Regions from separate parts of the Homo sapiens genome. Here region 2 is linked to region 1. The links are chromatin loops, found by intact Hi-C in ENCODE. Cell type or tissue: PC-3. All regions are shown on one strand.

Region 1 (8,000 bases):
GAAAAAAGAAGAAAAAAAGGAAGGAAGAAGCTAACTAAAATTCTGCATCTGGCATACTAGGAAACGAACAGATGCTATGTGGAGTTGCTAAGTCAAGAAATGAAAATATATGCGTATTCTTAGGAGTCATAGAATAACAATCAGAAAAAATAAAGACATAAATGGTTAAAATCAGATACCTTTGCTGTGTAGGATCACGATATAGGCAAAGGATGAAAAATAATTTAACTCTTTATTTTATACTCTTCTATGCAGTCTGAATGTTTTTAATGTGTTTGAATTATATTTACTTATGTATTCTTCTTCAGGTGATCAAGATATCAAAAGCAGAAACTATAAAATAAAAGCCCATTTGTTTGATGGCAATAGAGTCAAGCAATCCTAGCAGGCAAAAACCCACTACAAAAAAATTAAATGACGAATGATAAACCAAGGGAAGCATTTTCAACACATGTGTTGATCAGTTAATAGTCTTTGTAATATACATGATAAATTGTTAATCTCATCACTATACCTAATTCATTATTTACGTTACCTTGGGCAAGTTACTCAATCCCCCTGCGCCTTGGCAGACTCATTTGTAAAATAGACAGTAATAGCACTTACCTCACAGGATGGGATTAAACATAAAACACCTAAATCAGGGCCTGGTGGGTCATGCTCAATACACATTAAATGTTAGCTGTTGCTGTTACTCCTATCATCAAAGACCAATAATAAAAGGTAAGCATAATAGAAAAATGGACAAATGATATAAATAGTTAATAAACAAAAGAAGAAACATAAATGGACAACAGCTATACTAAATAAGATCAGCTTTACTAATAATGAAGTAAAACAAATTAAACCAACAATGGAGTATTATTTTTACCTGGCAAATATTTAAATCTTCAGGACTCAAAAAAGAATAATCATACTTGGAGTAAGTCAGGGTTTGGGAATTGAGAACCCTCCTATATGATTGGTGAAAAAGGAAAGTGATAAAACTTTTACAAAGGCAGTGTTTACTGAGCCATTAGATTTTGTGAATCATTTGATCCAGCAATTTTGTTTCTAGAAATTTATTCTAAGAAGTAATTATGGGCATGTGCAATAGTCTCTCCATGGAGATGAATGCATTGATTTGAGCAAGAAGTTGTGCACAATGGTTACTAGTTGGTTGAGTGAATTATAGCATATTAATATCATGGAACCCTATGAAGTCATTTAAAAAATAATAAAGAAAAAATATATTGATGGGAAAAGATATTCACAATACATTTTTAAGTAAACAGGAAATTTAATATATAATATTTATATTTAATAACTATCAAATAAGAAAATTTAATATATAATAAGATCTAGCTTGGTTAAAAATTCACAGCCAAATTTATATGTGCAAATGCACCTAAAATTATATATTATATATACTAACATACATTATATGTATTATATATGAATATAATTATATATTATTAAATTTTATATATTTTATTATACCTGTATATATAAATAACATATAACATTTGTATTATTTATATATAAATTACATGGAGTCAGAAGTGTTATGTGGAATCACAAGTGATTTTTATTTTTTTCTTTTGGCTTGCATATATTTACCAAAATAGAGCAAACTACTTATGATAGACTCTGGTCCCAAAAATCCCCATTAACATACTTAATAATTGGCAATGTTCATTTAAGTGCAGATTGCACAGAGGTAGAAGTCTGAAATTCTTTTGCTACCCATGATAGAAGAGAAAGAAGATGTTGGCTGTTTTGGGCCATTTATCTGCAAAACAGAAATACTGCTATTGTTGTACTGAAACCTACTCATAAAATAATTCCACAGTGTGCAAATGCCTCCAGGTTTTCTTAGAGATAAAATAAGTATCTCATTAAACAGCTGACTCTTGGATGACAATAAATACATACTAGATGTCTTTATTCCCTGTTAAGTAAATGCTTATAAGGAAATTCGATGTCATCAATTATTTAAAAAGATGAAGAAATGGAGCACCAATTTTGTCTTTTTAAATGAGACTGTTATGCTGCAGAGAAGTTCTTGCTAGATAATGTCATTTAAAGTGTGATACCAGTGAACGCTTGGCACTTTGAGTGGCATTTTGAAAGACTACATTTCTTACCGCCCATGTATCTTGAGGGAAATTTAATATGGAAGGTAATTGGATGGCTATAAGACTCAAGCAACCGTGGAACTGAGGGGAACCTTGAACTATCATCCAACCGTTCAAGAGAAATGTACTGAGGATCAGTATGTGCCAGACATTATGCCAAGTGTTGGTGACAAAGACTGGATGGGCATAGCCACTCATCTCGGCCCTCAATAACTCCTCACTGAAGTAGGCAAACAATATCTATAAAGGGATTTAATATGCGTAACAAAACCTCACCCTAGAAACCATTTCAGAAAATAGCTTACATGTATAGGGTTTGGTTATAAAAATATATTCCTAAAATAATTCCATTTTTTCTCTTGGTAACGTCATCTTGAAGTAGATTTCGAGTTCCTTAAAGGCAAATTTTCTCCATCCCTCACAACACATAGGCAATTATTTGGTAGGTTCTCCAATAACTACTGAATGAATGAGTTCATAGACCCCTTCAGAAGCAGATGGGGAGACGTTTTATAATACTAATCATTAAAACCTCTTCCAGAGATAGATATTTCATGTTCATTCTGCTTCTTCCAACTATTTGAAAAGCCTTGTTAGAAACCCTCATTAGTGCTCCTCCAATTTGACCCATAGTTGTAAACACAGAGGTGATAAGAAGCTGTCCCCTTTTGATCAGAATTAACTGAAACTGTTATCACAACCAGAGGTATATTTCTCATGAATCTGCTTAACTTAAGAACAAGTTTCTTATATCTTGACACATCTTTCTGAAGGTAATTCACTTTGATATTTGCCTTGAAAACTGATAATCAGCATGAAACTCATTTATTTTGATGCCTGTCTAGATACTGGGGTGATACATAATTAAAAAAAAAAAAAGTTATGGCTGTTTTTGCTTAAGGACTCCTTGTCTTGGGAGTCAATTTCATGCTGACTTCATTTTTCAGACACCAGGTGGCATCACATGGCAGGAATGGCAAGGCCACCCTGGGATCTTTAAACAGAGGCTGGGAAGCAGTGCTCAGCTGAATTCCAGCTTTAAGTTGTGTGCTCGGTGTGCTGCCCACACCCCTGCCTGCTGCTGCTGTCTTGTTTGTTTTTCTCTCATTCCTGTTCCCTGGTTCCTGACTCTGGCATCTCCCCTACCCTACCTCTTAATGTCCCTGTTCAGATTACTGGGACTTGACCTTGATTATATTCTGTGACTCTGTCTTTTGTCTCACGGATGAGATCTGACATTCACTGGCAGCGTCTCCAGAACTCTACCCCGTAACTTAGAACTTGCTTTGCTCGTGTCAAGTCATGCGTGACAAATTGGCCTACCAAAAATAAATAAAAGAAATCCATGTGGATGGTTTCTTATCTCAGTTCCAATGTACTTTAATTTATTGGTATATAAGTCAGATGCAAGTGATGAAAGTGATAGAAACCCAATTCAAATTAGCTTCAGCAAAATTTGTCCACTGGCCTGTTTAACAGGGATTGAGCTGACTCTGGACATGCCAGGCTTAAGACTTCAAACATGGCTGTCTATCTGTTCTTTTTCTCTCTTGGCCCCGATTGTCTCTGAGTGCTAGCCTCATTCTTTCATGGTGCAGATAGATAGCTTACTCTAGAAAGCAGGAGAAGGTGACTAATGGCATCTCCAGGCTTACTTTTTTTTTTTTTTAGCTCAAAATAACATTTCATTCTCCCAATATTTGCATATCAGTCACAAAGACTCTGTTTGCCTCTGCTTGTATCAGAAGATCACCCATAAGCCAATCACATAATACTCGAAGGGAATTAAACAAGGTCACTGGTCAGATCTGAGTCACATTCCCATCCCTGTGACCAGTGACATGGAATCCATTATTGGAAGAAAGTGGTTGGAGGACAAGTAAGAATAATAACAACCATATTTCATGATCCTAGAATGTTCAGAACATGGTGGATTAAAATGATAGGTCCTATGCACTAAAAACTCAAAGAAAGGCTTTATTTTAAAAAGCGAACATTACTAAATGTAGAGTTGATTTTGAAGGAGAGAAAAGGAAATTCTCCAAGTGTGAGAAACAAGAGAAAAATCACAGCAAGAGTGGGAAGCTGCCACTGTCAGTGGCCATGTGATTTTATATGGCATATACTGCCCAGAGGTTTTGGAGCTGGAATCCCATTTCCATGTGGAAATCAGAACCCTGTCTAAAGGTTCACTCATGGTAATACAACTTGAGCAAAGCTCTTTGAATAGGGCCTGCAATTTCAAAGTGTTCCTTCAGTCACATAGACTGTGTAGAGCAGCCTTAAGAAATAGCAACGAAACTTGCCATCTATCTGGAATTTGAGAAATCAAAATCCCTAGCCTGGGCAGTTGTGATACAGGAAATGTAAGCCAATAAATTAACATGGAGAGTTTTCAGGACTATTGAAACAACTGTCACAGCCGTATCCCCTCTTCCTATTTCCAAATACACTGAAACTGCCCTGAGGTGATACTTTCACATCCCAGGTACATAGAAATCCCACTTAAAAAACAGAATCTTTTCTGAAAATGAGCTCACAATAAAAAATGTACAGGCCGCAAGAAGAATAACTCCACCATGTTGAGCAAAGGAAGGAAAGAAAGGAGATAAGCAAAACAAAAGTAAATCAGAAGGACAAGCACCCTAAGGAACTAAACAAAAATTACAAAAATATGAGAAAGATTATCAAATGAGCACACTAAAGAGACTAAAGAGGTAAACAGTGGAGTGGGGAAAAATTAGAAAAGAATGGTATAATAGGAAAAAAAGAACTTTTCAAAATGAAAAGTGCAAATATTGACATTAAAAACTAAAGGGAATGACATAAATGTCATATTAAACCCAGCGATGAAACAGAATATAAAGTTGGCAAATGGCCCAGCATGTAGTACAGATAAAAAATATGAAAGGCTAGTTAAGAGATATGGAGGATAGCACTTTTTAAAAATCCAGAATTCATCAATAAAAATTTCAAAAGGAGAAACTAAAGAGAATTGAATTGTGGCAATATTTTGAAGGGATAATGGTTGATAATTTTCCAAAATTAAAGAGATAAATTGAAGCATCACATTATGTCTAGAGCTGGATAAATTAACACTAATTCACATTCAAATACATTGCAGGTTTTAGGTTTATTTTGTTGTGTTTTTAATTTTAAAGAGTCTATTTGAGCAACAGAGATTTGTGAATCAGGCAGCTCCAGGCCTCAAGTGTTAAGCCTCCACCTAGAGGAGGGGAACAGCTTTATAAGATATTTGAGGAAGCAAGACAAAGAAAATATTTGATTGATTATTGTTGTGAAATGTGAGATCATCAAAGAGAAAGAAGAAATTTTAAAAGCAACCAGAGAGGAGAGATGGTTTATTTCCAATAAGGATTACTTACACTTACTTACAATTTGGATGGCAATAGTTTTCTCATTGGCAACAATAGCTGCTTAGCTGCTAGAGGATAGAGGAATAATAGGTTCAAAGTATTGCAGGAAATTCATTGACAGCCCAGGTTCTAAATTCAACTAAAATGTCATTTAAGAATAAGATTAAATACATTTTCAGGTACTTCATCACTCATCAATGATAGAACTTCTGAAGAATATTATTGAGTAGAAATAGGAAACTAAACTCAGAATAAGGGAGAAACAAGGAGAATTGAGCAGAGAAATTGGTAGAAACATTCATAAATCTAATAAGGCATGACTATGACAATAATAGTGATGATAGTTAATGGGAGTGGCGGGCAAAATAAGTTAGAAACAATTACTCATAATCCACTACAATATTCAAAGACGGGACACTGAAAGGTCATAGAGGGAGAAATAATGTGTATAGAGAAAGTGGGGGAAAAGTGGAGACACAGCAAAAGACCTGTTTATTAGAGCAATGCAATTTTCACTCCAATAGCTACCTTCACCAGAATGCTTCTCAAAATGATGCAAAAGACTGCGACAACAGGCCGGGCACAGTGGCTCACGCCTGTAATCCCAGCACTTTGGGAGGCCAAGGCTGGCGGATCACGAGGTCAGGAGATCGAGACCATCCTGGCTAACATGGTGAAACCCTGTCTCTACTAAAAATACAAAAAATTAGCTGGGCATGGTGGCAGGCACCTGTAGTCCCAGCTACTTGGGAGGCTGAAGCAGGATAATGGCATGAACCCGGGAGGCAGAGCTTGCAGTGAGTCAAGATTGCGCCACTGCACTCTGTTGCCTAGGCAACAGAGCAAGACTCTGTCTCAAAAAAAAAAAAAAAAAAAAAAAAGACTGTGACAACAGATAATTCTTTTTAATTTGGTAAGGAAATGCTGAAATCAATTTATATCTGCTATGACACTGTAGGTAGCCCTTAACAATTTCAGACTGTGCAAAAAATACCTATTTATTAGGAAACTGGTAAAGTATCTTCCATGGGGCCCCTCCATTTTTCTCTCCAGAATTTTAGGCTCTCTTCTTTGTGGCTTTGGTGTTTCCAATTGTGGACATGTCATGTTCTCTCTGGAAGCTCTCCTTCATCTTTCACTTTGTCTTCCTAGTTTCTCTTACTCTGTTCTGACATCCTCGTGTTCTCATATTGTCAGATTTACAACCCACCTAGGAATCCACCTGTTCAGTTCTCTCCAGTTTCTGGGGAGAAGTTATCTCTGTGGGTGGTACACAAGGGACATTTTCTGCCATGTCAGCTGTTGTTATGCTGTGTAATGGAGATGCTCTAAAAATCTTTCTTTATGTGCACAGATGACTTTGAGATGATTTTTCTAGGCAACAAATCAGTTTTATTTTGTTTTGTTTTGTTTTTGAGACAAGGTCTCACTCTGTTGCCCAGGCTGTAATGCAGTGGCACGATCTCGGCTCACTGCAACCTACACCTCCCAGGTTCAAGGGATCCTCCCACCTCAGCCTCCTGAGTAGCTGGGACCACAGACCACACCAGGCTAATTTTTGTATTTTTTGTAAAGACTGGGTTTCACCATGTTGCTTAGGCTGGTCTGGAATTCCTAGGCTCAAGCAATTGTCCCGCCTTGGCCTCCCAAAGTGCTGGGATTACAGTTGTGAGCCACCATGCCCGGCCTAAAACCAGTTTTGAGAGAAAGTTGGAGGAGGTAGTTCTGTCTTCTGCTATATATCATCACTCAGTCATAGTAGCTCCTCATTCATTTTATCCCCTTGTTTGAAATGTTATCTCTCTAGTTTAGAGTGCCCAGTGATGGTTTCTAGTCTGGGCCCAATATAGCCAGCCATGTTCTAAGAGAATGACTTGCACTAAATACAGTACACATGAGGCAGAAGTGGAACCAAGGTGCTAACATAATAAACTAAGAAATTACAAGGTTGCGCACGGTGGCTCACGCCTGTAATCCCAGCACTTTGGGAAGCCAAGGCGGGTGGATCACAAGGTCAGGAAATTGAGACTGTCCTGGCTAACACAGTGAAACTGCGTCTCTACTAAAAATACAAAAAATTAGCCGGGCGTGGTGGCCGGTGCCTGTAGTCCCAGCTAACTGGGAGGCTGAGGCAGGAGAATGGCTTGAACCCGGGAGGTGGAGCTTGCAGTGAGCCAAGATTGCGCCACTGCACTCCAGCCTGGGTGACAGAGTGAGACTCCATCTCAAAAAAAAAAAAAAAAAAAAGAAAAAAAAAGAAAGGAATTACTGACCCAGGGACCAGAATATCCATGCTGGTATGGTCATTTCATTTTCTTTCTATTGTCAAGGTACTTAAGAAGATGAATTATAATCAGCATCCACTTTATTAATTCACCACAGAAAATTACTGTCATCGGGATTTCAAGCACCCCAAACACCATATGATAAAAGCAGCCTTTCCCATAGGCAGGCCTGCATATGAAAGCAAATAATATCAGAGGGTTGTATGGTAAACACAGGGACA
Region 2 (8,000 bases), 360 kb after region 1:
TACAGTGAGAAGGTCTGTAGGTGTAACAATTCTATGAATTCACTGTTATTCCATTAGCACTGAAGGACAAGGTGCTGAGCAGAAAATGGGAAAGTAATTGTACTGGACTTCATGAATAGCAGCACTGGGAATTATTCCAAACCCTAAGGGAACAGTTATATAGTCAGCTCCTTCATTGTGTGGGCAAAGAAACAGAATTTGCTAGAATAACTCAGAACAATGGACGATCTGCTCCAGGTTCTTTCAGCTTCAGTAACCTGTGAATCATACAAATGAGACAGAATCATAAGAGAAGCTACCAAAGGCAAGCAGTGGAATGGAGACTTCCAGAGTATAAAGATGGGGTAAAGGAATTTGGTTGTTGTTTTTTTTTCCCTTCTTGTCCATAGCACTTTTTGATGTCTACCCCATAATAGACTATTTCGAGTCATCAAATAAATCAGTTTGCTTTATTAGTGAGTTTCTAAACTGGCAAAGCAAAACCTTTACCCAGGATGTGAACTTACCAAGCCAAAGCTCAAACTACAAAATAGGGAATGTTATCAGCTTTTGCTACCTCCTCCCAGTCAGTGCAGATCTTGAGCTGTCTTGCTGAGCATTCTTGGGCCTTCCCCACTTGCCAGCAGTTATTCTGCACCCCGCTCCACACACACACACACACACACACAAGTGGGACCAGAAGGAAGGAGGAGGGAAAGTGTCTCAGATAATCCAAGCTTTGAGTTCTGAATTACTGAGGAAAAGGTACGTAGGGACAGTGGTGACCAAGGTACTGAGACAGAGAAGGGTCTGAGACATGGAGAGTTTTGCTGACGCACACCTCGTGAGGTCCAGAACTAGTGGAGCCTCATTTTGCTTTAAGATTCCTAATGACATGGGCTATCATGACCCAAAGGTGACCTGCACTGGTACCAGTTTCACAGTCTGTCAGACACTAGGAAGTATTATGCTAAAAAGTTTGGTGTTAATCTGAGTTATTTGCTTCCTGGGGAAAGCACCAGAAGATGCCATTCTGAGGGTTATCTGCAGGCATTGAAATCTGGTGTGATTGCTTTCCAGCTCCACCTAGATCTAGAGCCACATCCCTAAACTGGGAAGAATCAACAGAAAAGAACATAGCCCCACAGCACAAAACAATGGCAGCTTTAGTCTGAGCAAGAACATTCTGTGAGGCCCCAGCTGAAAGGCAGGTTGGGATTTGGAAGGAATGTCACCAGGCAGTAAACAAGAATGATCTGGGAGACCCTGGCCTCTGCCTGTACTGAGAATGCCTTGGACTCCTTTCAGAATGTCAGATTTATTCCAAGAGCTCTGAATGGCATCGGGCTCCTGTGACCCTGCAAAGCCAATAGAAGGAGCTCTGAAATGCTTGGCTTGGCCTTCTCCAAATCTGCAGGAAGGTCACAGCCTGTATGTCCATCAGGTCTGTGTGCACCAGCCCAAGGCTTTACCAAAGCTCTCAAGTAGGTCCTGGGAAGGTTTATTGAGACCCCCACCCCTTCCTACCACTACTGCCTCCAGAGCACACATATACCCTCCTTCGAAAGCACTCTTAAAATCAGCAACAGAAAAAGGAAGCCCAATTAGGAGAAAATAACTAGCATTCAGTCAGCAGATGGCATATGGAATATGAAAATTTCCCAGCCTCTAAAACCATCACCTTTTCCATGACCTTGACCTCCCTTTTTTTGGTTGAAAGAGAAGAGAATCTTTCAGCTCTGGGCATATTACTAACCCTGATATTCCAGCCTTTCCTAGGCTCTGGTTTATAAACCACATCCCATACTTCCTCAACTGTATTCTAATTACTAAAATGCTCAAAACACCCGGCTCATGAATAGAACCTCCTCAAAACTTTAATAGAAAGCAGGGAGAAAGAGTTCTCAGCTCCTGTTCCATGGTCCTCTCCCCTTCTTTTTCCTTAAAACAACCTGGACACCTGTGGCAAAAATATTAACACTGCAACCATTGCAAATGGAAGTCTCTAATAACCCCTCCCCGCCATAGAAAATCTTTACTAACAAATTGCAGCTAGTTCTGCTCCCAACCAATCCGAGCCCCATGAATCATGCCACTGAGCTCCCAAGTTATTGTCAACTGGGTTGACAGCCTCAGGTATGATGCTGCTGAAGCATCCTCAGAGAATGCAGAGAAGTGGAGGTCTTTTCTCAGAGGAGGCTCTGTAAACTCTTTTCAAGCCTAGGGAAGGGATCATGCTGCACTGAGCTCCAGAGTTAAAGAGGGGGCATGTTAGACTACAGTGCTGCAGCCTATGTTCACATCCTGGCTTCACCACTTCATACTTATGTAGCCATGGCTGGCTCCTTTGCCTCCCCATGCCTCAGTTTCCAGACCCATAAAATGAGGATAATGATAAAACTATCTCCTAGGATTAAAGGAGATTTTTCATGTAAAGTACTTAGCACAGAGCTTCCAATACAAATGCCAGACACCATTAATAGTGTAGTTCTAATGAGAACACATGGACACAGGGCAGGGAACATCACACACCAGGGCCTGTTGGGGTGTGGGGGGCTAGGAGAGGGCTAGCATTAGGAGAGATACCTAATGTAAAAGACAGGTTGATGGGAGCAGCAAACCACCATGGCACGTGTGTACCTATGTGACAAACCTGACGTTCTGCACATGTATCCTAGATTTAAAAATATATAGTATAGTTTTGAGCCAGAACATCAGAGAGTTGAATAGACTTTGGGGACAAGAATAGCAGGAGCTCATCCATAGTATGGATGGAATAGTGTGGAAAGAACCATTGATATCAGCACATATTTACCTTCCCTAGCCCCATTTGTGATATATCAATAGGAATATCAAAGGTATTTGAAACTTCATATAGAGCTGTCTGTATCATTTTGTCATAAGTATTGCTGGGCTTGGAAGATTACCCATAAACGACGACTTCATTGTGGGGTAGGGGAAGCCCCTGAACACGTGACTGAACAGCAGGGACCCTCCCAGCATTGCAGGCTGGTTCCCATAAGACTTCAAGTTTTTTGAAAAAGTATTTAAATGATTAGGAGAATGTTTAGACACTGAGGTACTATTAGGTTGAAGTGGAAATCTCATAAGATCCAGTTTCCTTTCTAAATTCTAGTTTCCTAAGACTCAGGTTGAGTTAAAAATGTCTACAAAGAAATTATATTTTAGAAACTGGTATTATATTATATTATATTTTAGAATACTTCCCACCCATGGCCACTACGGTAGTAGTGGGATATAAATGAGGGAAAATTCTCCATCCTGCTAAAATATTTAGAGACGAATTCTGGCTGAAGGTCACAATCAATTCAGCCTTCCCAATTCCTGAGGGTGATTTCAAATTTGGTTTCAAAAAAAAAAAAAAATAGAAAGGGCCAAATCCCACAGAAATTTCTGGAGCTGGCATTAAATGAATCTTCTTTCACAGAACTCCTAACAGCAGTTGGATATTAACAAGGAGAAAAGAACAATTATCATTTGGGACTCCAAGTGCCACTTTATGTCACTTTAAAGAATGAATAGACTTCCAGCTCCACTCAGCTGCCTGTTCACAGTTACAAAGCAATGGTAAATAATCGTAAGTAAATGGAAGGTGTGATTTAGGAGGGTGAAATAGTATAACGACTCGATGCTTTCTCTTGCTTTTCTGTGGCAAGGCAAGCAGGACAGCTCCTGCCACGGGTTTGGCTTAAATCTGGATCTGTGACTTACCAAATTAAAAAAAAAAAAAAGGTCCTGGAACTATTTATTAAAGTGGACACACAACAAACTACCAAAACATTATTTTTACAAGGAGAGAATGATCATATCATGAGTCATGGTTTAATTTGCTCTCTAGTGGTTTTATTTAACCAAAGGATCATACCTGTTCGTGCCAATAAAACTTGAGTGGTTTTAATAGAAAGTACATCTTTCCATTTTCTCAGCCATGCCAGTTTACAAGGAGCCATCTGAGCTCTACTCCTGAGAAGATGTGTTGATATGGTGGATATGGGCAGGACTTTCCGTTTGCACTCATAATTCACCCCAAAGGGAGGTTTTATACTCACTCTGAAAGGGGTCTAGACCTCAGCCAGTGAAGGCTTTGATCTTGGGCCTGAAACCATCTTATCCAAACACACATTCATTTAATCTTGCAACTCAAGAGTGACGCACCCTTCCAAAGTGGTTTGGGAGGACCAAGGGGACAGGGTTGGGGCTTGCAGGAGAGACTCACAGATATGCCTGAGGAGCCAGTTATCTGTGATACCCAGTCTCAGGAGAGCAGCTTTGCCTCTCAGTGAGGCTGGAGGGCAATGTAAAGCATTTCTAGTGCAGGCAGTCTCCTCTAGGGCTTTCCAGGGGGAGTGAGATTGTATATACAGGAAAGTATAAGGGCAAACAAGAACTGCCCTAGGGAAATCCAGACAGGCTGAGATCCATGGCTGCTGTTTTTCCCACCTTTCCTTCCAGTGTCCAGCCCAGTGCCCACCCGTCTCCTACACCCCTGTCCCTAAGGCCACCGTCTTGTGCCATTTCCTGACTATATTACTATCAACTAAGTCCAAAATAAGGTGGAGGTTTCAGATAATACCTTTCCCAGAAGAATTTGTATGTTAACATAAAGCCCTAAATCCCTTTCAAGTCTCAATTCAACAAACATTGAGGAGACTCATTTCTGCCTACTGGGCATTAAGCATTTGTGGAAACAAAGAGGAAAGAGACTTGCCCCTCCCTCAAGGAGCTCACAGTCTAACAAGAGAGGAGATATATAGTCAAATAATTCTGATATAATCAATGGAAACAGAAAGGTCTGTGGAAACCCCAGTGAAGAAATTCCTGTGTTTGTCACAGGAATAGTGACAAAGAAGAGGTACTATTTGAATTGGGTCCTGGATCCAGTATCCATTAGGATTATGTCTGACTATGTATAACAGGAAAATCCAAATAACCATGGATTAATGAAAATAGTGGTGTTTAATCTCACTAAAAGAAGTCTGGTATTAGACAATCTATGTATGGTTAACAGAGCTCCATGATGCCACCACAGTCCTATCTTTCTTCTTTATCTTTTTATATAGCTTCTATCCTCAAGTTTGCTTCTTGGGCCCAAAATGGCTGCTGGAGCTCCAGAGAGTCCATTACCATTACAATTCCAGACAGGAAGGCAGAAAGGGCAGAATTGATGCTCTGAGAGGCTTCTCTAGAATTCCACTCAAGAACTTCTATTTCATTGGCCACCCATTCTGAGGAAATAGAACACCTCCATAGATTCAGGCTTATATTGTAAGGAGGAGAGGGAGACTGGATATTGAGTAGGTAAGTAGCAATCTATGCAACAGGCTTCAAGCATAAATGGGGCTTCCCAGAAAGACAAAGTGAAGAAGGACATTTCTGGTAATAGGAACAAAACATGCAAAGATAAAAGTCTGTAAAGTATTTGGTGGGTATTGGAAACTCAATAGTCTAGAAAGGCCTTCCAGGTCAACCTTAGTAAATCTTATTTTTCTGAGTGGGTTGTGGGTTTGGGGGGGTATGTGTTGTGGTTATTGCTGATGTGGAACCCCACCATGAATAAAGGTAAGAGAAGCAACTCTGGTTCAAAGTGCAACAGGAAGAGAACTGTACTTGAATAATTAGAATGTAAGAGAGAGTGACAAGTCCTAAGAGAGTGGTAACTAAAAGATCAATAGTACTTCACAGGCAATGACAGTAGAGCTATATTGAATGGATTTAGGATTTCCAAGTGCCAAGCTGAAAGGAAAAGCTGTCCAAATGGAGGGAACAGCATTTGCAAAGGCCCAGAGAGATAGTGAAACATAAGTGACATTGAGCCTGATTCCCCTTTATCAGAAACTAAAGTTTGTGAAACGGTGTGGGGAATGAGATAGGAAAGGTAAGTGGGGCAGGATCAGTGGAGGACAGTGCAGTTCTAGTATCTAGCAAGGACGTAACCGTGATGGAGGCCTCTGATCTCAACCACTTGAGCAAAGTAGCAGCAATCATGCCTTTGTACTGCAGTTTCTTTTAATAAAAGTAGGATGCACTTGTAGTCTGGATTCTCAAGGCACATAGGCCTATTGACAAAACACAGGATCCATGAGGCCTGAATCTTGATCTAAAGTCCACCACTCAGTTTTGGACTAGTCCCTGCTGCCTCCCCTGCCAAAGCATTTGCAATCTAACTCTCTGTAGTCACACACACTGTGTAGTCCTCAAGTCAACTCATCCCAAAGAGTTGGGACCCTGAGGGAAGGCAGTGCTAGTATGTGCTCTCCGTCTTCTGTGGTGCTCCCTGTCTCCACTTTGGTGCTACAGATGTGGCCAATTCTGTGGGAGAATGATTTTTAAACTGTATGTGACTACCCATAATGGGTCATGGAATCATTTAGGTAACTCAGAACCAGCATTTTTTTTAATGAAATAGAATACTGTATTAGAATAGGTTAGACTACACTGTGGTAAACATTTCTAAACTCTTAGTGGCTCATCAAGCAAAGTTTTATTTTCTCTCAAAGGCTGCTAAGGATGTGGTGATTCTCTAGGGCAAATGTCCTCCATGTAGCAACTTAGTGATGCAAACAGCTCTGATCTGTGGCTTTACCACCTTCACCGGAGGCCTCCCTGGGTCACTGTAACAGGGAGAGGGTCAGCCTGCTGGCTTCCTGTGTTTCAGTGTAGAAGTGATGCTATCCCTTTATAACCATAGCACATTGGCCAGAATTAGTCCTAGAGCCGCACCTACTTCAGGCACCTGAAAGAAGAGAGCTGGATATTGGCAGATACTAGCTAGCAATGTCCAGTATAAACAGAGTAGAAGACAAATGGAATGGAACAGAATATATCTAAGTGCATCACAGAAGGATTTTAGAGTTATATGTGTGTGGTTGAGAAAATGTTGAGGCATGTACTAAGTAACAATTGTAAAATGTATTTCTGGCTAGGCGCGGTAGCTCATGCCTGTAATTCTAGCACTTTGGGAGGCCAAGGCAGGCAGGTCACCTGAGGTCAGGAGTTCGAGACCAGCCTGTCCAACATAGTGAAACCCTGTCTCTACTAAAAAAATACAAAAATTAGCTGGGCATGGCAGCGGGAGCCTGTAATTCTAGCTACTGGGGAGGCTGAGGCAGGAGAATCGCTTGAACTTGGGGGCAGAGGTTGCAGTGAGCCAAGATGGCACCACTGCACTCGCCAGCCTGGGCAAAATCAAGTGAAACTCCACCTCAAAAAAAAAAAAAAAAAAAAAAATGTAGTTCTAGGTAGAGGCCAGATGTTTTAAAAAGGCTTCAAAGGGACTACATCTGAGGAAAAAAGTATGTCTAGGAGGAGAAGAGATTTGTGACATGTGACCCTATAAAGACAAAGGGCTCTCCTTGTGTCTGCTCAAAGAAAATAAGTTTCTGAAGTCTCCTGAACAGTCTTCATTCCATAGCTCAAAAATAACCCAGTGTTACATACCTGGATTCGTATAACAAACTCAATGGGTTACAGTCAACATTGCTGGGGTGGGAAGTGTGTGTGTATTCATTTTGTTCCCTAAAAGAGCTGCAGGGCATGCATTCTAACGAATTTGCTAAATGGCCAGGAGTCCATAGAGTTTGGGAAAGTTAGAAGGTGGCCTCAAGAACACCCAGGGACCGGAGAAACAAACATAAGAAAGGGGAGTTCTAGGCAGGCCCTGGTGACTCATGCCTATAATCCCAGCACCTTGGGAGGCTAAGGCGGGAGAATTGCTTGAGCACAGGAGTTCGAGACCAGCCTGGGCAACATGACAAAACCCTGTCCCTACAAAAAAAATTAAAAATTCACTGGGTATCATGGCACATGCCTGTAGTCCCAGCTACTCGAGAGGCTGAGGGGGGAGGATTGCTTGAGCTCAGGAGGTCGAGGCTGCAGTGAGCCATGATTGTCACTGGACTCCAGCCTAGTGACAGAGCAAGACCCTGTTTTTTTTCTTAAATAAAAACAAAGGCTGCTCTAAGGTGACATTAAAAATCTAATGCCCCATATATACCATGAAA

The links. Hi-C counts contacts between places; a loop is a spot of excess contacts. Peaks named below come from ENCODE experiments on the same cell type or tissue, not always from the same donor. Only the 100,000 strongest peaks of a DNase experiment are listed, where the experiment ranks them.
Region 2: it touches region 1 in a loop (3.0-fold over the local background); 2 of 110 quality-filtered maps call a loop at or near these places.

What each region holds. Positions count from the first base shown.
Region 1 is chr3:143,639,761-143,647,760 of GRCh38, reverse strand. All of the region lies in intron 6 of SLC9A9 (solute carrier family 9 member A9), which reads left to right. The region is part of intron 1 of LOC102724120 (a long non-coding RNA gene); the gene reads right to left. Among named protein-coding and RNA genes, the nearest start is that of SLC9A9, 200 kb to the left of the region's middle. In PC-3, a CTCF peak has its summit at 3,060 (motif pointing right); a DNase peak (open chromatin) is centred at 3,090.
Region 2 is chr3:143,279,770-143,287,769 of GRCh38, reverse strand. All of the region lies in intron 14 of SLC9A9 (solute carrier family 9 member A9), which reads left to right. Among named protein-coding and RNA genes, the nearest start is that of SLC9A9-AS1, 58 kb to the left of the region's middle. In PC-3, no CTCF peak of the experiment used is centred here; DNase peaks (open chromatin) are centred at 3,859 and 4,129; H3K27ac peaks cover 1,320 bases.